Linked DNA regions of Homo sapiens: region 2 is linked to region 1. Evidence: chromatin loops called from intact Hi-C (ENCODE). Cell type or tissue: endothelial cell of umbilical vein. All regions are shown on one strand. Each heading gives the region's core, and the rest is flanking DNA. Links, peaks and the distances in the headings are about the cores only. Region 1 holds the start of MIR3973 (microRNA 3973). Region 2 has its middle 37 kb from the start of LDLRAD3.

Region 1 (11,773 bases), core at 2,589-10,588:
TAGCAAGCTATACAGAGAGAAAAGCCATCCAGAATAATTTATGTTTGATGAGTCTACAGATTAGACAACTGAATGCTGATTTCTGCCTGCAGCCAAGGGAGATGTCTGAACCTGGCTTTCTTCCTCTTTTCTGCCGTAATAATTCTTTCAAAAAGGCACTGCCCTGTCATCACCACTGCCCAGATAGATGTTCAGGAAGGAGTCTGAACCCTGGGAGAGGAAGGCTGATTTCACCTCGCCAGCAAAGTTTCTGCCACCTCCCCATGGCAGGCGGGAAAGGAGGGAGCAGGTGTGATGGGCCACCCAGCCAAGGGGAGTTGTGACTTTAAGAGCACTCCAGGCGTTACCATCACTGCAGGTACCATGCACATCCCATACTGCACCCTTCCAGCCGCTTCCATTCCTTGGGCACAACAGAAGTTATCATTTCCCATAATGGTGTTACACAGCATTTTCATTAAAGCCTAGGCTGGTAATACCATTCCTTTGTATTTAGTACACAGCTCCATGCCGGTCATGCACCCCTCTCTCTGTCTATCTGTCTGTCTCTCTTTCTCAGATCAGCTTCTTGTGTTCCCACAAAACAGCTTCTGTTCAAACTTCTGCCCAGAGCAACTCCATCTCCAGACACCTCTCCAACCCCAGTAAAAATCCCAAACTTGTGTAAACACGCAAAGGTCTGCTCAAAGCTCAGCCTCCAAGAACAGGGAGGCGTGGAAGGAACACCTCAGCACACACTTGCCAGGCCCAAGAATCACAGGCCCACAGTTCAGCAACAGGACACACAACCAAAAACCACAGGAGGAAAGGTTTCAAAAGAAAGAACCAACTGAAGACTTTTTTACAAAGTATCTTTTTGAGGAAAAAAAAGGGGGTGTGCCTGCAAAGCCTGCCTTACCTTAGCTCTCCACCAATGTCTTCCTGATCCTAGCGGACAACACTTATCTATGGGGCAGCAGCAAAACTGGTGGATGGGAGGCAGAAAGATTTCAAGGCATCTGTAACAGCCACTGTCAATCACCCCAGCTAGAGAGAAGGAAAAAAACTCAGGCACACTCCCCTGGGGGTTTGCAAACTCCTGAGAAGAAAAGGAAACAGACTTTGTAAAACACCATCCAAAGAAATAGACATCACTCCTAAAGAAAATATGGCACATATATACCATGGAATACTATGCAGCCATAAAAAAGAATGAGTTCATGTCCTTTGCAGGGACATGGATCAAGCTGGAAGCCATCACTCTCGGCAAACTAACACAGGAACAGAAAACCAAACACCACATGTTCTCACTCATAAGTGGGAGTTGAACAATGAGAACACATGGACACAGGGAAGGGAATATCACACACAGGGGCCTGTAGGGGGGTGGGGGGCAAGGGGAGGGAGAGCATCAGGACAAATACCTAATGTATGCAGGGCTTAAAACCTAGACAATGGGTAGACAGGTGCAGCAAACCACCATGGCACATGTATACCTATGTAACAAACCTGCACATTCTGCACATGTATCTCGGAACTTAAAGTAAAAAAAAAGAAGAAGAAGAAACAGACATCATTCCTTCAAAGTCCCTTTGCATCAGCAAACTGCTGAGAGGCTAAGAAGCCCTGCTAATAAGCACACAATTTCAGAAAAAAATGTATTATTACCCAACTGCCCTTATGAATCAGGCATTATCCTCAGTACTGCTCAAAGGACAAGAGATAAGAACACTCAGCGATATTTGGAAAACAAAATATTTCTCAGGTTGCCTGTACAAATAAGGAACAGCATTTCTATCTCTAAATATACCAAATATAATACCTTTGGGCAAGCTGATTTATACAAAATGGACATTTTTTATATTTCAAAATTAACGGTAACTTTAGAAGTATAATGGAAATAGAATTGAAACTGCATAAATTTCCAACCTCTGCTCCCAAACATCTGACTTTTTTCTTTTCAACTTTTCCATCCAGCTTTTTTCCAGTTTTAAAATTCCCAGAAGTTCACATCTTGAAATACAATAGTCCTCCCTTTTCTGCAGTTTCGTTTTTTGCAGTTTCAGTTACCCTCAGTCAATGGACTTCTGAAAATATTAATGGAAAATTCCAAAAATAAACCATTCATAAGTTCTGAATTGTGGTCCAATTCTGAGCGGTGTGATGAAATCTCGTGTCGTCCTGCTCTGTCCTGCCCAGGATATGAATCTTCCCTTTGTCCAGCATACACACACTGTCTACACTATCTGCCTATTAGTCACTTAAGAACGGTCTCAGTTATCAGATCAACTGCCTCTGTCTTGCAATGTTTGTGTTTCAGTAACCAATTTTATTTAATAATGGCCCCAAAGCACAAGAAGAGTGATGCTGGTAATTCAGGTATGCCAAAGAGAAGCTGTAAAGTGCTTCCTTTAAGTGAAAAGGTGAAAGTTCTCGACTTAGTAAGGAAAGGAAAAAAAACTTATGCTGAGGTTGCTAAGATGTACAGTGAGAAAAAATTTTCTATCTGTGAAATTGTGAAGAAGGAAAAAGAATTTGTGCTAGTTTTGCTGTCACACCTCAAACTGCAAAAGTTATAGCCAGAGTGTGTGATAAGTGCTTAGTTAGGATGGAAAGGCATTAAATTTGTAGGTGGAACACATGGACAGAAATAGGTTTCAGTTGACAGCAATTTGGTACTATATTCGGTTTCAGGCATCCACTGGGGGTCTTGAAATGTACCCCCCGAAGATAAGGGGAGACTACTATAGAATATATTAATCAGAATTCCTAACCCCTAGAGACTTTAGAATATAGAAGAACAACAATCTAAACTGATTAAAATCAATAGTAAGAAATCACTTTCGAAGAAAATAGCAAACTTCTATGACCGTACCTGCCTTCTTCCCCACAGTCATGCAGTTAGACTATGAAGTCAAACAGTCATGATGCTGGTGACAGGCCGCCACTCAGACTTCCCTTAGACGTGATGCCTGCATTCGTGGAGCACCCACTATGTGTTAGAGCCTGCACTGGTGCTTTCTGTTTGTCATTTAATCCACACTGCATCGGGTAGCTACTTATACCCATTTTCCAGATGAGGAAATTGAGGTTCAAGATGACAAGCCAGGTAATGAGAACTAGCATGCAAATCAGGCTCTAACTGGCTCGCTAAATCTCTTTCCAACTGACCTCTGCTATGTCCCCAAAATAGCAGAATAGACCTGTTGATGAAGAATACATAAGTTACAATTGCTTATGGTTCTCTCTCCACCCTTTCAAAGGTTATAATATCAGTATTATTGAGGTAGCAGAACTTTTGATACACAAATCCCAAATTAATTATACATCTGAAGTGTTGAAGGACCACCCAAATCTAGACTACAGCAATGACCACTGTGTTCTCACTTCTAAAATTCCTAGCCAGTGACCTCCTCAACAATGACATTTTTCACTGATTGGGGCCATGGAACAAGATATTTATATTTAATAGATACCCGCTGCCTATCGCATGCTCTGTTTTGTAGTAAGCACTCATTCAACTAACTGATTCATTCATTTACCCAAAAAGAAAGCATTAGACACCTACTATACTCAAGGTTGCAGGGAATACAAGACTTGAGCACATCAAAAACCTACTATTGAGCAGGAGAGAAGAAGTGTGCACCTAAAGAGCTATAAAATTAAAATTATTTTATAATTATAAAAGTTGGAAGTCATAAATGCCACAGAAGAAAGTAAGAAATGGAATGTAAGAATTACTAAGAGGGGCTGGGTGCGGTGGCTCACGCCTGTAATTGCAGCACTTTGGGAGGCCAAGGCAGGCAGATCACCTGAGGTTAGGAGTTCGAGACCAGCCTGACCAACATGGAGAAACCCCACCTCTACTAAAAATACAAAATCAGCCAGGCTTGGTGGTGCATGCCTGCAATCCCAGCTACTCAGGAGGCTGAGGCAGGAGAATTGCTTGAATCTCGGAAGCAGAGGTTGCAGTGAGCCAAGATCGCACCATCACACTCCAGCCTAGGCAACAAGAGCGAAACTCCATTTCAAAAAAAAAAGAATTTCTAAGGAGGGGGAAATTTATTCCAGGGGAAGCATCATGGAATGCTGCATGGAATAATTTCCACCCAGGCTGCTTTGCAGGTTGGGTATGATGCAGACCTCTATTCCAAATGAAACGCTGAGCTAAATGGAGGCATGAAAGCAAATGGTCATGGAGAGGAGGATATAAGGGTGGGAAAAGCTTTAAGTGCCAGACTATAGAACTTGGACTTAACTTTATACACAAGGAGAAGCCAACATCATCCGTTTTTGAGCAAGGGAGTGACATGAGATGAGTAATGCTTCAGGTAGGTTAACCTGGCAGCCCTATGTAGAAAGAGATGGGAAAGAAAAGTAATAAGAAAATCCAATTTGGAAGCTATTGGAAATTTTTAGGCATCCATTTGGGAATCAAAGAGTTGGGTCTATCTTCACTAATTCCAAAATATATTCTTCTTCTAATAAGAAATATTATGAAGGGCTGGGCAAACTTAAAGTAAATAAATCTATTTAGTCTCTTGACTATTTGCTGAAGGCAGAGACAACTCAAGTCATCCATCTCTGGCTTTGGAAAACAGCAGATGGTATTTTTGGCAGCAGATCCACTGTCCTAGTTATATGTTTTGCTAAGGCTAATGCTGTACTTTGTTTGCATTTCTTCTGCCTGCACCATTGGAGCAAGGGGCAAGCAATCCTAAAATGTAACAAGCAATACAGAGAGCTACCCTGGGCTTCAAATTTTAACACTCAGATACTCCAGACACAAACACAATAAAGTAGGTTATACTCTTCAGTCCCTTATTCTGATAGTATTTTTTGAGGCCTGAGCACTTTGTCAATAATTCTGACCAGTTTCCTTCAAATCTTCAAAACCCCAAAGACAACAAGCAAGATAAAAGCAAGGAGTAGAATCCGATCATGAGTGGCTATGTATACAAAGCTGGAGAATTCCTGATACTGGTTACAGATTTCTGGAAAACTTCTTCGTAAGAAAAATAAAACAATCTTTTTGAAAACTGTGTTATTTGCAGACCTGCCTTTTTGATGTGCTCTTTTCCATAATATGAATAATGGAAAAAAAATGTTGCAGGAAATGAAGTGACTCATAGAATTTTCTGCATGGATTGAATTTCTGCAACTTTCGGTAAGCAAATCAGCAACAGAACGAATGGCATTTGCATTTCAGCAACACCCAATCCACTTATAAGGGTGCATGACAGTGATTATAGTGGAGGTGGGAAACCCATTCTTTCCTAAAGAGTCTAATTTTATCTTCCCAATTCCACTTTACATCTTTCAGCATAAACCTCTGGCTGGGTGGAAATCCATTTCTATTCGGATAGAAACTAATTTTTCAGGTATGTAAGTGAAAAATAATACAGGACTGTCTTCTCCAATGCTATTCTTAGCCTTTTGTAAATCCAGGTGACCAGGATAGACAACCAGATCCTGCAAAGGGAGTTCGTCAAAGCCCTGCCTATGATGACTGCTCCCAGAGCAGGGGGTCTAAACTATGGTTTGGAAGCATTTGATTTAATACTATTAAAAGGTCTGTCTCAGAGCAAAAAAGGGAGTTTCCTGGGAAGCACTGCCAAGATAAGGAAATTAACTCTTCAGGAAAGTTCCAGGAAGAGAAAGGTAGAAGTAGCCACAGATATGAGTTGGGGAAAGGATGGACATTTCAGCAGTATGAAATCCATTTCACTGGATACCAGGAAACCAGGATAAAAGTGAAGGTGTGTACTTACTTGGGCCTTGATCTCAGAGTGTTGGAGAAGAGAGAAAAAAATACAAAGGAGGGAGATATCTAGCCGTGTCTCCATGTGGAGACAAAGGAAGGTAAGAGAATGGTCAATTAAAGGGAATAAAAAGACGATATATATTATTTTCATAACCAAAGCTGTAGGAGACTGCTATAATCTCCACAGTTGTAATGCTGCTGTAAAAACATGTTTTTAAAAATAAGGCCTCAGTGGAAATCGAAATCCAAGCTGGAAAGCCTACAAGGAAAACAAGGCAGTACTTCTTCCCTGAACAGCACAGTTTCCTGTGAATACACAGTGAATAAGAGCGGATTCATTTCTTAAGAAGACAAAACAAAGACCTCAGTTCTCTTGAATATGCTTATTAATATTTAGCCAGTTAAACATGGGCCTTTCCCAGTTGCAACTTGCCAGCCCATAAATATTTACTAGGAATTGACACAGGCACATACAGAGACAGATAAAAAATATATATATTCATTCTTTCTCACCCCATAGGACTGGAACACCCAAAGAATTGCCTGTGTATCGACAAACCCAATCTTGCAATAGGAGCATTTAAAGTTACATTTCTTGACCCCAACAAACTCCTGGGAGAAAGGATCCCTCTCCCCAGATTCTAAATTCCTCCTTATATTTTCTCAAGCCTTGAAGAGGTCCCAACACCAAATAGGAATGCTACCGTCTTCCATGAACCCTGGAGTTGGGATGGAGGAGGCTTTCCTTGAGGTACAACTGCACTCTCATCAAAGCACAATCTGTATCTAATCCACATTTTCAGGCCTCAGGTGCACATTCAAATGGCTTTTTGAAAAAATATAGGATTTTACCCAATTTGTTTACCCATTCTGCCTGGTTTGCGTCCCCAAGTGTTCTTTACAAATGACAAATAATATGCCCTCCTCACATAAAAATGGCCCTAATGATAACTACCATTTATTGGGTATTCTCCATGTGCCGGAGCCTTTACAAGCATCTAATATTTATAACAACTTTAATCAAAAGACTCATTTGCTCCCTTCCACAAAGGAGAAGAGGCCACTCAGGTAGGCTGAACAGTCCACCAGAGGTCACGTGGAGTAAACTGAGTGTCTGGGATTTCTACAAGGGTTGGGTCTGCCTAAACTTTATTTCATCTTCACTCAATTCTTTTATCTGGCCACAAAAACATAGCCATGGAAAAATCCAACCATCTCACACCCGCTTCCCAGCACCTGAACTACAAGCTTACATTGCAGCCTGTCGGATTCTCCTGCCAGTTTCCCCTCAGAAAGAAAATTTACGAGGACTGTACTAAAATCACTGGTCTGCAGAGGCTGCAAAGTGACTTCTAGTTTTAAAAACTAACACGAGTCTCCCCCAGAGCTGATTATTAGGGCTGATGCAGCTCATAAAATGGACCATAAGACCATTTCTGTTCTAACAGTTTTGTGTTTTCCTTTTCCAGAGTGCTGGCTGAGGAGGACTGCTGAAGAAATGCCTTCCCAAGCCGCCGGTCCTTCCACACTCAGGCAAGCCTCAGGACTGCCTTCGCCTCTTCCCTCCCTCACCTTTATCAGATTCTCTCCAGTATGCACAAAGGAAACATGATTAACCAGCCTCCCTACCAGAGGGTGATCTCAGATGGGTCCCAGAAGCAGGTTCTAATTTACTTAAGTGATGAGTCTCTCCAGTTACTCAATCCTACAATACCGGCCAGTAGATATAATTGCAAAGCAGGTAGGCTAGACTCACCAACCTGCCAATTCAGTGCCAACAAACATTGCAAATTACAGGGTATAAATTTAGCAGGGTGGGTCTTGACACACATTCCTGCGAATTACACCTTCTCTCACTAGTAGAAAGTGCATTAATTACTTCGGGTGCATGTACGACTTCCACTTACTCGGAGCTTTCTGGAAAGCTATGAGCAACTCAGAGTAATCCATGAAGATTAAAGTATAAATAAATAATGACTGCTGGAGGAGGTGGGATTTTTCCAAAGCTCTTGGAATCAGAATTGTTAACTTTCTCCCCCACAGACTGAGAGAGTCACTGAGGCCCACTGTGTGGGGCTGGGGACAGAGTAACCCAGGTCAAGGCACAAATATGGGACCAGTAGGGCTGAACCTTGAGCAGGATGGTGGCAATGGAGCAGCCATTTCCTCCCTCTTGGGCTAAAAGTGCGACTTCCCCTGCAGGAAGGGGAATAGTCGACATCTGGAGCAAGGCAGATGCAGCCAGAAGTAAGGTCTGAATCCACGGGCTTGAGCCCATAAGGCAATTTCACCCTGTGTGATAACAGTGGAGCACTATTTATGCACCAGGCACTGAGCTAAATATCTACATCCTGCATTGTCATGGGATTGTTCACCACCACCATGTGATGGAGGAAGGAACCAGTGCTAAGTTTACAGAGGAGAAAACTAAGGCTCAGAGAGTTCAAAAACTTGCCCAAGGAAACATAATCAGACAGTCATGGAACCCAGGTCTGTATGACTCTAAAACCCACACTCTTAAACACTAGGAACTGCAGCAGCTATGGAGAGGCAGCGAGCCCAAGGTGCCCAGTCTGGGATTCGGGGAGGGTGAACCACCATCACACATCCATTCAGTAACTCCTACTTCGTATATGCCTGGCACACAGCTCAGCGCTTTCACTAAACCTGTTCCATTTAATTCTCAGAACAACTCTGGGAGGCATCTCATCCCCTTGACTGCACCCTTAAGGAAACCAAGGCTGGGAAAAGTCAAGAGCATCCAGCTAATGAGTAGAAAAGCCAACATTTTAATTCATCCATATGCTTCCTAAAGTCATGGCTTTTCCCCTAATCTGTGAATTAATTGTAACTCTGGTAACTATGGCGCCCACATAATTTAGGGAGAAAAGAAGGATTAAACAGAATCAAACTGCTGGGGCTAGAGGAAAACACTCAATGATGCTACCCACCATTGAGGTCTCTGAGCCCATATTTCCTGTGGGATGAGGAACGACTGGGCATCTATAGTGGGCAAGGGCGCAGTTTTTGTTTAAGTTGCTCAACATCTTAGATATGGTTTGGATTTGTGTCTCTGTCCAAATCTCATGTCGAATTGGAGGAGGGGCCTAGTAGGAGGTGACTGAATCATGGGGATGGATTTCCCCCTTGCTGCTCTCGTGATAGCAAGTTCTCATGAGATCTGATGCTTTAAACATGTGTGGCACTTCCCCCTTCGCGCTCTCTCTCTCCTGCCACCATGTGAAGAAGGTCCTTGCTTTCCCTTCACCTTCTGCCATGATTTTAAGTTGCCTGAGGCCTCCTAGTCATGCTTCTTGTTAAGCTTGCAGAATTGAGAGTAAATTAGCCCTTTTTTCTTCAGAAATTACCCAGTCTAAGGCAGTTCTTTATAGGAGTGTGAAAATGAACTAATACAGAAAATGGGTACCAGGAGTGGGGCACTGCTGTAAAGATACCAGAACATGTGAAAGTGACTTTCGAACTGGGTAATGGGCAGAGGTTGGAATAGTTTGGAGAGCTCAGAAGAAGGCAGGAAGATGTGGGAAAGTTTGGAACTTCCTAGAGACTTGTTGAATGTTCTTGACCAAAATGCTGATCGTGACATGGACAATGAAGTCCGGGCTGAGGTGGTCTCAGATGGAGATGAGGAACTTATCGGGAACGGGAGTAAAGGTCACTCTTGCTATGCTTTAGCAAAGAGACTGGTGGCATTCTGCCCCTGCCCTAGAGATCTGTGGAACTTTGAACTTGACAGAGATGATTTAGGGTATCTCACAGAAGAAATTTCTAAGCAGCAAAGCATTCATGACCTGGCTGTTTCTAAAAGTGTATGCTCATATGCATGAACAAAGAGATTATCTGAAATTGGAACTTATATTTAAAAGGGAAGCAGAGCATAAAAGTTTGGAAAATGTGCAGCCCGGCCATGTGGTAGAAAAGAAAACCCTATTTTCTGGAAAGAAATTCAACCCTGCTGCAGAAGTTTGCATAAGTAAAATGGAGCTGAATGTCAATAGCCAAGACAACAGGAGAAATGTCTCCAGGGCATTTCAGAGAACTTCACAGCAGCCCCTCCCATCACAGGCCAGGAGGGAAAAATGGTTTTGTGAGCAGGGCCCAGGACCCAGTTGCTCTCTGCAGCCTTGGGACATGGTGCCCTGTGTCCTAGCCACTCCAGCTCCAGCTAAAAGGGGCCAAGGTACAGCTCAAGCTGTGGTGTCAGAGGGTGCAAGCCTCAAGCCTTGCCAACTTTCACATGGTGTTGGACCTGTGGGTGCACAGAAGGCAAGAGTTGAGGTTTGGGAACCTCTCTCTAGATTTCAGAGGATGTATGGAAACTCCTGGATGTCCAGGCAGAAGTCTGCTGCAGGGGCAGAGCCCTCATGCAGAACCTCTACTAGGGCAATGTAGACGGGAAATGTGGGGTTGGAGCCCCTATACGCAGTAACCACTGGGGCACTGCCTAGTAGAGCTGTGAGAAGGGGGTCACCATTATTCAGACCCCAGAATGTAGATCCACTGATTGCTTGCACTATGCACCTGGAAAAGCCACAGGCACTCAATGCCAGCCTGTGAAAGCTGCCATGGGGGCTGTACCCTGCAGACTCACAGAAGCAGAGATGCCCAAGGCCTTGAGAGCCCACCTTTTGCATCGGTGTGCCCTGGATGTGAGACATGGAGTCAAAGGGGATCATTTTGGAGCTTTAAGATTTAATGACTGCCCTGCTGGGTTTCAGACTTGTGTGGGGACTACAGCCCCATTTTTTCAGCCAATTTCCCCCACTTGAAACAAAAGCATTCACCCTATACCTGTATCCCCATTGTATCTTGGAAGTAATTAACTTGATTTTGATTTTACAGGCTCATAGGCAGAAGGGATTTACTTTGTCTCAGATAAGACTTTGAACTGTGAACTTCTGAGTTAATGCTGAAATAAGACTAGGGGACTGTTGAGAAGAGATAATTGTATTTTGCAATGTGAAAAGGACATGATATTTGGGAGGGGTCACGGGTGCAATAATTTGGTTTGGATGTGTGCCCCCACCCAAGTCTCATGTCATATTGGAGGAGAGGCCTGGTGGGAAGTGACTGGATCATGGGGCAGATTTCCCCTTTGCTGTTTTTGTGACAGTGAGTTCTCATGAGATCTGATGGTTTAAAAGTGTGTGGCACTTCCCCCTTCACTCTCTCTCTCTCCCTCCTGCCACCATGTGAATAAGGTGCTTGCTTCCCCTTCGCCTTCCACCATGATTGTAAGCTTCCTGAGGCCTCCCAGCCATGCTTTCTGTTAAACCTATGGAACTGTGAGTCAACTAAACCTCTTTTCTTCATAAATTACCCAGGCTCAGGTGGTTCTTTATAGCAATGTGAAAACGGACTAATACAACATCCATTCTCCTTCTACTTTATTTGAATTATCACTTTCTCAGTGGCTATAATGTAGTAGGACCATAGGCAGAGGTTCTACCCTTTCTAGCCAAAGGGAGATCATGTAATCTAAGCTGAACTAACATGATGCTCCGTCCCTGGAGAGTGACTCTTTAGAACAGGGACAAAAGCATTCCAACCCTTCCAAGAGACAGGATGTCACAGGGCTCATTTTTGCTGTAAGACCCTATCAACATTCTCTCACTTTCCCTCCAAGTCCACTCAGCTTGGAAGCTCACAGGCCTCCTGACTGAAAGGACTCAGGCTTCAACAGGAAAGGCTGAGAAAATACAGTTAATATGGAAGAAAAGCAACACACCCCATTCACAGTGGCAAAATCTGTGTGTAGTCTCTACTGAAACAGAAAAGGGTATTAGAACAGAACCTGGCAGCTTCCAGATGTGACACACACTCACTCTAATAGGAGATACTTCCTGCACCAGCCAGGCCAGGTAAGATCAGGCTTGGCCATTAGAAGAGTGACCTGTCACAGCCAGATCACCCTCTCATCACCTCTGATATTGATAGGGCATTTTCTCTTTATCAACAGCATTTGGTGGCTTAATTAAACTTGGAATTCTTGAGCACTCAAAGTTATGACCT
Region 2 (11,773 bases), core at 1,367-9,366, 100 kb after region 1:
TGGTCTCAGTTTTGTAGAAGGAAAGAAAGACTGAAAGGAAACATTTTCTAAATGTTAATAGTGACAATCTCTGGGTGATAATATCACAAGTACTTTTTCATCATTTCACTTTTTGTATTTCCAGTGAACGTCATGTGAGGGTGTTACTTTCATGTCAGAAAAATACATGCCATTTTAAATTTATGTAAACAAGATTTTTTTTTTGATGGAGTTTTGCTCTTGTTGCCCAGGCTGGAGTGCAATGGTGCGATCTCAGTTCACCACAACCTCCACCTCGTGGGTTCAAGCGATTCTCCTGCCTCAGCCTTCTTAAGTAGCTGGAATTACAGGCATGTGCCACCACACCTGACTAATTTTGTATTTTTAGTAGAGACGGGGTTTCTCCATGTTGGTCAGACTGGTCTCAAACGCCTGACCTCAGGTGACCCACTGCCTTGGCCTCCAAAAGTGCTGGGATTACAGGCGTGAGCCAGCACACCCGGCCTTAATTGTTATATTTTAGGCTTTACCTAGGTAAATGAACATTTTTTATATAGTCAGCACCTATTGTTTTGTGTTCTATTCTTTACCATCTAAGTAAAAATAACATACACAAAAAATCCGATGAACTTGGAAAATTGTACATACATTATATTATAATATAAATATATGAAATATTTAATTGTTTGAAATTTGAAAATCAACATATGTAAGTAACTCTCCTGATCTGCTCTCCACAACAATTTAACTTCTGCTCTTTCTATAGCAGAAATACTACTACACCCTTAAAATCAGGCATCTAGAACTAACTGCCTGAATTCAACTAATTTATCAAATTTTTAAAATATACAAAATATTCTTTAAGAATGTGGAATTTAAATTTAACCCAATCCACTGGAGAGAAAGAATAACAGGTTTAAAAGAACCCAGTGGGTGAAAAATCTGTTAAGCCTTTAGGAAGCAGCAACAGTAGTGAAAGTATTTCTGAGATAGATGCAAAAATGAAATTGAAGATGACCATACAACATAAGAGGCTGTGGCTAAGGCTTGACTCCGTGTCCATAATGACAATGACCTCAAGGGAAATTTAGAAGAGTAAACAATGCAGAACCTGCAGTTGTATTTTAACAAGGCCTGCCTCATACAATTCAAGTCAAAATACCACTTTCATCAGATAATTATTTCTGTTTTTCCATGAAGTAGCACAGGAAATATGTTATGAAATTACTTGCCAAGGTCAAGAAAACTCATAATCTTGACAAGTGGGGGAGAAAAAGAATAATTGTGCTTCCATCTAGACCAGTAATTCTCAACTAGGGGCAGTTTTGCCTCTCAGGGAATATTTGGCAATGTCTGGAGTCATTTTTGGTTGTCACAACTGAGGAGGTGAGGGGAGTGCTGCTGGCATCTAGCAGGAACATCCTACTGTGTGCAGAACAGCCTATGTGATGGTTAATATCAACTGTCACCTTGATTGGATTGAAGGATGCAAAGTATTGTTCCTGGGTGTGTCTGTGAGGGTGTTGTCAAAGGAGATAAACATTTGAGTCGGTGGATAGGGAAAGTCAGACTCACCCTCAATGTGGGTGGGCACAATCTAATCAGCTGCCAGCATGGCCAGAATAAAAGCAGGCAGAAGAATGGGAAAAGACTAGACTGGCTGAGTCTCCCAGCCTACACCTTTCTCCTGTGCTGGACGCTGCCTCCCTTGAACATCAGACTCCAAGCTTTGGGACCCTTGGACCTTTGACCACCAACAGAGGGCTGCACTGTTTGCTTCCCTAGTTTTGAGGTTTTGAGACTCAGACTGGCTTCCTTGTTGCTCAGCTTGCAGACAACCTATTGTGGGACCTCCCCTTGTGATGGTATGAGTCAATACTCTTAATAAACAGGCGTGATGGCTCACGCCTGTAATCCCAGCACTTTGGGAGGTCAAGGTGCGTGGACCATGAGGTCAGGAGATCGAGACCATCCTGGCTAACACAGTGAAATGCCGTCTTTTCTAAAAATACAAAAAAATTAGCCAGGCATGGTGGTGGGTGCCTGTAGTCCCAGCTACTCGGAAGGCTGAGGTAGGAGAATGGCGTGAACCCAGGAAGCAGACCTTGCAGTGAACTGAGATTGTGCCACTGCACTTCAGCCTGGGCAACAGAGCAAGACTCTGTCTCAAAAATAAAAAAAAATAAAAAATAAAAAAACTCCCCTTTATATATACGTCTATCTTATTAGTTCTGTCCCACTAGAGAACCCTAATACAGCCTCCTACAACAATAATTATCCAACCCAAAATGTCAGTAATGCCAAGGATGAGGAACCTTGGTCTAGAGAGTGACAAATGATGAGAAGAAATAACCAAATGCATGACCCATGCCATTCTGCTCTCTCATTGGAGGGGTAGTGAAAGGTGGGGGGTGGCTAGGGGAACTCACTTTTCCAAGCCTCCCTGTACTAGATCCAAGACCAGGTGGAAGAGGATGGCTCCCAACTCCTGATGGCCGACACCTCAGTCATCTCTTTCATAAAGATTAAAGGAAAAATTCAAATATCATAGCATCTTGATTTCACTGGAACTTATATAGGCAAAACTCCTAGTTTAGCAGACTTTTTTTTTCTCTCTTTATAGAAGTAGAAAGGAGCAAAATACCAGAAGGAAAAGGCTCATTTCAAGAACTTCAAAAACATGTCCTAGGGTTGAGTAGAAATTCTACCCAATCTCCCATTTCCTTTTGTTTTGCTTTTTCTGGACAATGGGAATTGGGGTCCAGAATATTTAGCCTGAGGTCCACCCTGACCCTCAACTATCAGGCAAACATTAAATTGCATTTAGAGTAAACTGTGCTTTTTAAGGCAGGAAACTCAACTCACGCTTTTCAGAGACTTTCAATGGCAAGGGTTGAAGTGAAAAGGATTTTCTGGTTAACTCTGAGATAACCTGGAATCTCCCATACCCAGGGCATTTTGACTAATTGCAGTTTTCCTGTAGTTTACACTTTTTAAGACCTTCTTGATATTGGCAAGGTTTACAGGAAGGGCTACTGACAGTATGAAAAACTCAAATCCAAATTTCCATTTCTGCATTTCATTCCTGTAATGTTGGAATGTATTAAAAACAAAAGTGTAACCTTTTTTTGTAATGTAACAATTCAACTGGGTGGTTTTTTTAAACATCTAAAAACAAAGAAGACATTCTATGGGTAGAGAAGAGTTAACTGGCCTACAGAACAGCAGTGGAAGATAAAAATGGTGGTTCTGACTGGCAACCTGTTTCACATGGACAGCTTTGCATGACTGTGTCTGTTTTGGAAAGTTTGACTTAAAACATTTGCATGATTGTTTTGCTAGGAACGAAACACATTAAGGTAAATGCTTTTGCCTGAATATCCCTAATCTCATTGTGACAGGTTTGTATCCAGCCTGGTTATAGCCAGGACTAACTCTTCTCCCACGTTCTTGCTAATTGGCAGCAGCAGACAGTGTGTGAGTTGGGATATGTGAAAGATGGAGAAAAACAAAAATAAAGCCAAACTCTAAAACTCCAATCATCTTTAATTAGTCAAGAAAAATCAACAGCTTGAGAATGTACACCTACTAAGACAGCGAGAAGGGATGGCTACAAAGTGCTTCTGTCTCTAAGGATCTTGTGCCCCTCATTTAATCTTCCCTGGCGTTTGTTTGTTCCACATGTTAAAAAATGTTATCCTCTGTTTTTACCAGAGGTAGCAGTGCTTAATTTAGAAATTTTAAAAATGCAGAAATATCCGTAATAGATCTGGTGCTACAAGGTCATTCTCCCTGTCTCTGTTTCTCTCCCTGATGGTAGAGAATATCCTATATTGTGAGAATAAAAATAGCCAGAGTCAGATGTCAGTTAATCAGAGTCTACCTAACAGGATGGTTAATCAAAGCACTTTTTTTTTTTCTGTTTAACAACGTGGAATAGTGAAAACATCATCAACTTTGATTCTCTGGAGCCTGGGCTTAAAATCTTCCATGGCTTTCTAGCTGTGTGACTTTAACAAAATCAATGTACTTCTCTGAGACTCAGCTTCCACACTAGTAAAATGGTTTTGTTATAAATACACACACACACACACACACACACACACACATATACACACATATTTTTTTTTGAGATGGAGTCACACTATGTTTCCCAGGCTGGAGTGCAGTGGCACGATCTCGGCTTACTGGAACCTCCACCTCCCGGGTTCAAGTGATTCTCCTGCCACAGCCTCCCAAGAAGCTAGGATTATAGGTTCCCACCACCACGCCCAGCTAATTTTTTATTTTTTGTAGAGACCGGGTTTCACCATGTTGGCCAGGCTGGTCTCAAACTCCTGATCTCAAGTGATCCACCCACCTCGGCCTCCCAAAGCGCTGGGATTACAGGCATGAGCCACCAGGCATGGCCTCGTTTTGTTATTACTAGTAGGTAGTGTGTGATAAGGATAAAAGTAAACAATACATGCAAAGCAAATTGTTGGAACTCAATAGATATTAGTCCCATTCCCTGCCTCTCCAAGACACAACATAACACCTCCCATTCACATAATACACAGTTATTTGTTGTTGTTACTGTTGAGTGTTTTGTTGAATACTTTTAGAAAAAAGAGTAAAAAGTATTAGAAACCAAACCAATAGTGAAGATTTAAATCAAACAAAGGCAACGTCTGTAGCAAGGTCTGGGGTGAATTTATGACAGGTATGACTCATTGTCTTCAGTTTTCTATGCACAAAGGAAATGAGAACTGGCAGTTCTTCAGGATGACCCTAGCATTCTGCAAGATCCTCAATCATCTCTGAAAAGGGACACTGTGTTCCTTTTTGGTTAGGACTGTTTGGTTGCAAGTAACATAAGCTGCCTCAAGCTGGCTTGCATATGCATTTTGAGGTGTGTGTGTACACGTGCCTGTGTGTGGTGAAGGGGTAGTTCAAAGTGCCTTATGGAGCCAAAACTTGTAGAAACTACTCACTGTATATCTTTTTCATTTTTACTTTCCCTTACACTAGTTTTTGCTTCTTGTCCCAAATGGCAGAAAAATTGCTGCCCCACAATTCTAGAGGTTATGTTATAGATCCAAGCGCATGAAGAGACTGATGCAACCAGAGTTTCCCCCAATTTGAAATTCTCAGAGAAAGAAGCTGATTGGTTTAGCTAAGTTCCGCTGTACACCTCAGCTCCAATCATCTGTGGCTAGGAAGACAGCATTGCACAAACACAGGTGAAGGAGGCTTACTCCTAAGATCCTGAGGATGGAAATAAAAGAGGAGTTTCAAAGGGTGGGGAAAGGTGAGTGTCATTAGGTATAGACACACCAAAGGTGTCATTCCAGTTTAAGTAGTAGGGGGGAAGTGAACTAATATAGAATAATTTTTAACAGCCAGAGCCAGAATCTAAAAGGGTTTTGGCTTAGCATGGTGGCTCACACTTGTAATTGCAACACTTTGGGAGGCTGAGGTGGGAGGATCACTTGAGCCCAGGAGTTTGAGACCAGCCTGGGCAACATAATGAGACCCCGTTCTACAAAAATAAAAATAAAAACAAATTAGCCAGGCATGGTGGTGCATGCCTGAAGTCCCAGCTACTCAGGAGGCTGAGGCAGGAGGATCTCTTGAAGGAGTTCAAGGTTGCAGTGAGCTATTATCACACTACTGAACCCCAGTCTGGGCAGCAGAACAACATTCTGCCTATTAAAAAATGAAAGTAAGAAGGTTTTTTTAAATATATACATACCATAGTTAAGCCAAAAAATTCAATTAGACCAAACTTATTTTACCTTTCATGTCAATTATAGCAGACACAGATGCTTGCCTACCTAACAGCCTATTCTCTTTTCTTCTAAGTTGACCGTACCACACATTTACTTGGGTGTCTGCTCCATCATCTTATCAGTCATAGATAACCCCCATCCCTGTGTTTAGATGTAAATTAGTCTAATAGGTGCATTGTGATCCTATTTGCTGTCTAGTTAGTGGCTTAGACATAAGCATGTGATACAATTCTAGCCACTAAAACTCGATAGACAGTCTGCTGATAGGCCTTTTGCAAAGATTTTTTTATTCTCAGTGATGAAAAGAAACTCATAGGAACACTCCTTCTTCTTTTAGATACTTTTAGATCTGGCTGTGATGCGCGGGACTGTGGCAGCCACCTTAGGCCCATGAGGGGACTTAGCATGAGAATGGAAGAACTGAAAGATAGAAAGAACTTGGGTCCTTGATGACATCATTTGAGTCACTGGGTTAACCCACCTTGGACTACTTTACTTCTGGGATTCTTGTTATTTGATAAAAGAAGTGTTCTTATTGTTTAAGCCAGTTGAATTCATTTTTAATTTTTAGTTACTTGAATCCCCAAACATCCTAAATGACATACCTCCAAATTAATACAAATCACAAGCCACAAATGAGACATACTTTAATGAGAGCTGACTTGATAGCATGGAGAACAATTTTGCAAATTCTTAGGAGAAGCTGTCCCTTAGGCAACAGTGATATTGGTAGCCAGGAGATCATAAATCATTTCTAATGCTCCCAGAGCCTTATCAATATACAGAATTTTGCAAGCACAGCAACATTTTTTTTTATATTTATGAAAAAAGCACCTCAAAGGAATTATCTGTTTAAAGTAGCTTTTTTGTGCTTCAAAGTCCTTGCTCCTTCAGACAGAGAGTTGGACAAGTTTAAAGTGGTTTTATTGTGCGTTCCACTCGCTCAAGTTTGATAGGCTGTGTTTTCATGACAGGTCTGTCCCAGCACTGGGTGCCTGGGATGATTTGATGTGGGCTGAGTTCGGACAGCCTAATACTTGGGAAAAAATGTGCTGAAATTGAACAAGATCGCTTTCTGCCCAGCTGTTCTCCAAAGGCTCAGACATTTTTAGCACTGAGCAAAGAAGCTTGTATTTGTTTTGACGTTCTTGGCAAGGAGAACAATGGTTTATTATCCTAGCACTTTACTAACAAATAAGACTGCCTCCAGCAGAGATAAAATATGGGTCTTGACTTCATTGCATCTCATGTCCAAGGGAATTATCTTCTATTCATTCTGATGCCCTTTCATTATGCAGTGTATCTTTTTGTTCTTTATCCTTACCCCACAAAGTAACCCCTGGCTTTCACTCTGAGAAGACAGCTTCCTGAAATCACCATGGGCATGGCAGTTTGATTGTCTTATAAAACATATACTGTATTTTCACTTCTCCAATTTGATATCTTGGAATTTTTTTGTTTGTTTGTTTGCTTTTGGTTCTCCAGATGTGTATGGTTACTTTCTTCTCTAATTTTTCTGTCTGCTTCCTTTTGATATTTGTTTATGTTGTTGCTACTGTTTTAGCACACAGAAGTCTTGGCTTTTACATCATACCTACATTGAAGAGGGCTATCCGGACGCTTTTCTTCGCCCATATGGAGAAGTGTATTACACAGAACAATAGTTTTCTTCAAAACAAAAGGAATTTTTAATATTTTCATGAAAACACTTCTATTTCTCTCCCTATTCTTTGCCTTCCAAAGGATTTTAAAAATTAAACCTTTTTGTAAGTATCACATATGCAGATGTGTGTATAGTTCAATGCATTTTCACAAAGTGAGCACAGCTGTGTAACAATTGTCCCCTCATGTCCCCTCACTGTCGCTGCCTGCCTGTTCCCAAAGGTAACCACTATTCTGACTTCTATCATCAAGCTAAATTTTTCCTCTTTTGCTCGACATTACAGTTGTATGATTCAATCGTGTTGTGATGGATAATGGTAGTTTCATTTTTACTACTGCATATCATTCCATTGGATGACTACACTACAATTTATGTTGATGGCCATTTGATTTGCAAATTTGGGGCTATTACAAGTAGTACTGCTATCACATTTTTGTATGTGTCTTTTGGTGAATATATGTCCACATTTTTCTTAGTTATATGTACCTAGAGGCAGAATTAATGGGGAAGAGGGTATGTATATATTCACTGTTTGTAGGTTGTCCCAATTTATATTTCTGCCAAGAAGGTATGAAAGTCCTGTATCAGTTCAAATACTTGCCAGCACTTGGTATTATTGGTCTTTTAATGATAGCAATTCTGTTAAGTGGGTGGCAGCATCTTGTTGGTCTTATTTTGCATATTCCTGATGAATAATAAGATTGCATACCTTTTATGTTTATTGGCATTTGGAGATCCTCCTCTGTGAAGTGCTTAGAACAGTTTTCATCCTTTTTCTGTTGAGTGTTATATATATTTCTTATTAATATTAAAGACTTCTTTATATATTATGGAAATGAGTTCTTTGTTGAATATATGTATTGCAAATACTGTCTTGCACTCTGTGGATTGCCTTTTTACATTCTCATAGAATCTTTTAATAAATAGAAGTTGTTAATTTTTAAAAAACTTTGTACGATAAAATCATTTTAGACTTAAAAAAATAATACAGAGAGTTCCTGTATACTTTTTACCTAGCATTCCCTAATAGTAACATATTACTTAACCAGAGTACAAAAAATTAATACTGCCACAATACTATTACTAATCTACAGACCTTAATCCCCATTTTGTCAACTGTCCACTAATGCCCTTTTCACAGTTCAGGATCCAACCTAAGATTCCTACATTGACTAAAATTGTCATGTATCCTTGGTCTCTTGCAATCTGGGGTGATTCCTCAGTTTTTCTTTGTCTTTTTGAGCTCAACACTTTTGAAGAGGTATTTTGTAGACTATCCCTCAATTTGGGACTCTCTAATGTTTTCTCATAATTAGCAAAACTATTCCAATAATTAGTAACTATAAACATGGCGTATCTAAGAAATTTTGGTTTACTTTGTCTTTTTTTAAGTCAGGTTTTTGAGTATGATTTATATTCACATAGAGTACAATTCACCCTTGTTAGTGTATAGTTCTGAATTTTGACAAATATTTCCAGTCATGTAATAACTATCACAATTGAAAAATAGAACAGTCCCATTAACCCCCTAAAATTCCCTCATGCCCCCTACTCTTTTTTTTTTTTTTTTTTTTTTTTGAGACAGAGTCTTGCTCTGTCGCCCAGGCTGGAGTGCAGTGGTGCGATCTCAGCTCACTGCAAGCCCCACCTCCCGGGATCACGCTGTTATCCTGCGTCAGCCTCCCCAGTAGCTGGGACTACAGGCGCCCACCCACCACACCCAGATAATTTTTTGTATTTTTAGTAGAGACGGGGTTTCACCATCTTAGCCAGGATGGTCTCAATCTCCTGACCTCATGATCCACCCGCCTCGGCCTCCAAAAGTGCTGGGATTACAGGCGTGAGCCACTGTGCCCGGCCCCCTCATGCCCCTTTTTAGTCAACCTCTTCCCCTACTCCAGCCCATGGCAACCACCTATCTCAGGGGTCTACAACCCCCAGGTCATGGTATCAGTTTGTGGCCTGTTATCACCTGGCTGCACAGCAGGAGGTGAGTGGCAGGTGAGTGAGCATTACCACCTAAGCTCTGCCTCCTGTCAGATCAGCAGTGGCATTAGATTCTCATAGGAGCACAAACCCTATTGTGAACTGCACATACAGGGGATCTAGGTTGTGTGCTCCTTATGAGAATCTAATGCCTGATGACCTGAGGTGGAACAGTTTTATCTTGAAACAATCCCCCTTACCCCACCCCGTGGAAAAGTTGTCTCCCATGAAACCAGTTCTGGGTGCCAAGAAGGTTGAAGACTGCTGACCTGTTTTTAATCCCTATAGTTTTGTTTTTTCCAGAATTGACATATAGAGTCATACAGAATAGAGCCTTTTGAGTCTGGCTTATTTCACTTAGAATAATGCATTTGAGACACTTTATTTGGTTGTATCAGTAGTCTGTTCTTTTTCATTTCTTAGTAGTATTCCATTGAATGGATGTACCACAATTTGGTTATTTTTTTGTTCATTTCAATGATTTTACTCTGGTTATGTTACTATTAGACAAAGCTGGGTAAAGAATATATAGGCACTAACTGGTTTATCTATTCACCAGTTGGTGGACATTGAGCTGTTTCCAGTTTTTGGTAAAGCTTTGACTTGTATACAAATAAAGCCATTATAAAATTTGTATAGAAGTCTTTGTGTGGATGCAAGCTTTCATTTATCTTGGGTAAATACGTGGCGATGGAATTGCTGGATCATATGGTAAATGTTCATATATAAGTAATTGCCAAACTGTTTTTCAAAGTGGCTGTACTATTTTGCATTCTCATTCTCAACATATGGGAGTTCTAGTTGCTCCATATCCTTGACAGCACTTGATATTGTCAGTTTTTCTCATGATTAGATTGGGGTTATGCTTTTTTTTTTTTTTTTCAAGAATAACATGGATGTTTTGCTTTTCTCAGTGCATCATATCAGAAAGTATAGGATGCTGATATTGTTACTGGTCGGGTTAACTTTGATTAAGGTGATATGTGCCAGAATTCACAGTAAATTTACTATTTTTTCCTTTATAACTAATAAGTATCCTGTAGGGACATACTTTAGGACCATACAACTATCCTGTTTCTCATTCTACCTTTACCTACTAATTTTGGCATCCTGCAATGATTTGTGCTCCCAGTAATTATTACTCTGGTGTTGCCTATGATGATTTTCTATAATTCCCTTTGCACTTATTAATTGGAATTCTGCGTAAGGAAGTAGTGTCCTTTTGCCCCCATTTATTTATTCAATTATACCGATATGGACTCAAGGATATTAATTTTATTTTATGGGTTACAATTCATTTCTTTCTTATTTATTTTGTTTTTCAAATGGTCCCAGGATTAACCATTGGGAGCTCTTTCAGGTTGATTCCTATCAATATCACCTCGTTTTCTGGTTGTAAACTTACTTTCGGGTCCCACGATATGCTCCAGGCTCATCTTCTGTTTTCCCTGTCCGTGCTCTGGAGTCAACCATTTTTCCAAGGATTTATTGTTCCTTTTATTGTAAGATGATATTTATAAATCAAGATCTTGGTGCTAGCTTTGCACATTGTTACTGAGGTTTCAGTGCTTCTAGTCCCTCTCAACAGAAAGAGCTAGGAAGTATATCATATATGTACAGCACAAACATACATATAGCTATGTTTATTTTTATATCTATGCATTCTGTGGGAGTGCATATTAAAAGCCATGAATTCATACCGATGGTATAGGTTATAATCTAACACCACAGAGTTTCTTTGACCTTCATTTCCCTCATTTTTATCTTCTTTCTCTGATAGTGAACAACCTGTCATTATCTACAATGTATTTATTTGCTCAAACCTAGTATAGACATCAAATGCTTTCAGAATTGCTAACCTTTATAAGAAGCAAATGTACTTAACCTTTAACCTCATAGCTTTATAAGAAGGAAATGTACTTAACTATAGTACAATATTTCTATATGGTTCTTTTTGTCTTTAGCTTTACAATATATAACCAGAGTTCTATTTTCCAAAGTGACTTAGTTTTTTTCTACCTACCACCTTCAATGTGGCTCTGTTAGTCCAGAAGTTCTTAGTTTTGATAGTCATAGTTATCCATCCACCAGGAATTGATTTTTTAAAATTACAAACCATAAATACACAACTGGGTACGTTTTCACATATTAAACATCCTTGTGTAACCAGCACTTCAGAAGCTCCCTCTTACTTACTTCCAACCACAAACCCACTCCTTATGGCAACTATCATCCAAATTCTAATGCAATAGTATATGTTTCCATGCTTTATATAAATAGAATAATGTATTGTATGTTTTGGTGTGTGTATCTGCCTTCTTTCGATCAATATTATGTTTGTTACATTCATGTTATTACATGTAATTATAGTTTA

What was found. Peaks named below come from ENCODE experiments on the same cell type or tissue, not always from the same donor. Only the 100,000 strongest peaks of a DNase experiment are listed, where the experiment ranks them.
Region 2: it touches region 1 in a loop (2.1-fold over the local background); 2 of 110 quality-filtered maps call a loop at or near these places.

Annotation. Positions count from the first base shown.
Region 1 is chr11:36,003,059-36,014,831 of GRCh38, reverse strand. All of the region lies in intron 1 of LDLRAD3 (low density lipoprotein receptor class A domain containing 3), which reads right to left. It overlaps MIR3973 (microRNA 3973), which reads right to left and starts at 4,734; the gene lies at 4,628-4,734. In endothelial cell of umbilical vein, for the core only: no CTCF peak of the experiment used is centred there; DNase peaks (open chromatin) are centred at 5,121 and 6,021; H3K27ac peaks cover 2,838 bases.
Region 2 is chr11:35,901,227-35,912,999 of GRCh38, reverse strand. No RefSeq gene overlaps it. Among named protein-coding and RNA genes, the nearest start is that of LDLRAD3, 37 kb to the left of the region's middle. In endothelial cell of umbilical vein, for the core only: no CTCF peak of the experiment used is centred there; DNase peaks (open chromatin) are centred at 2,919 and 4,689; H3K27ac peaks cover 887 bases.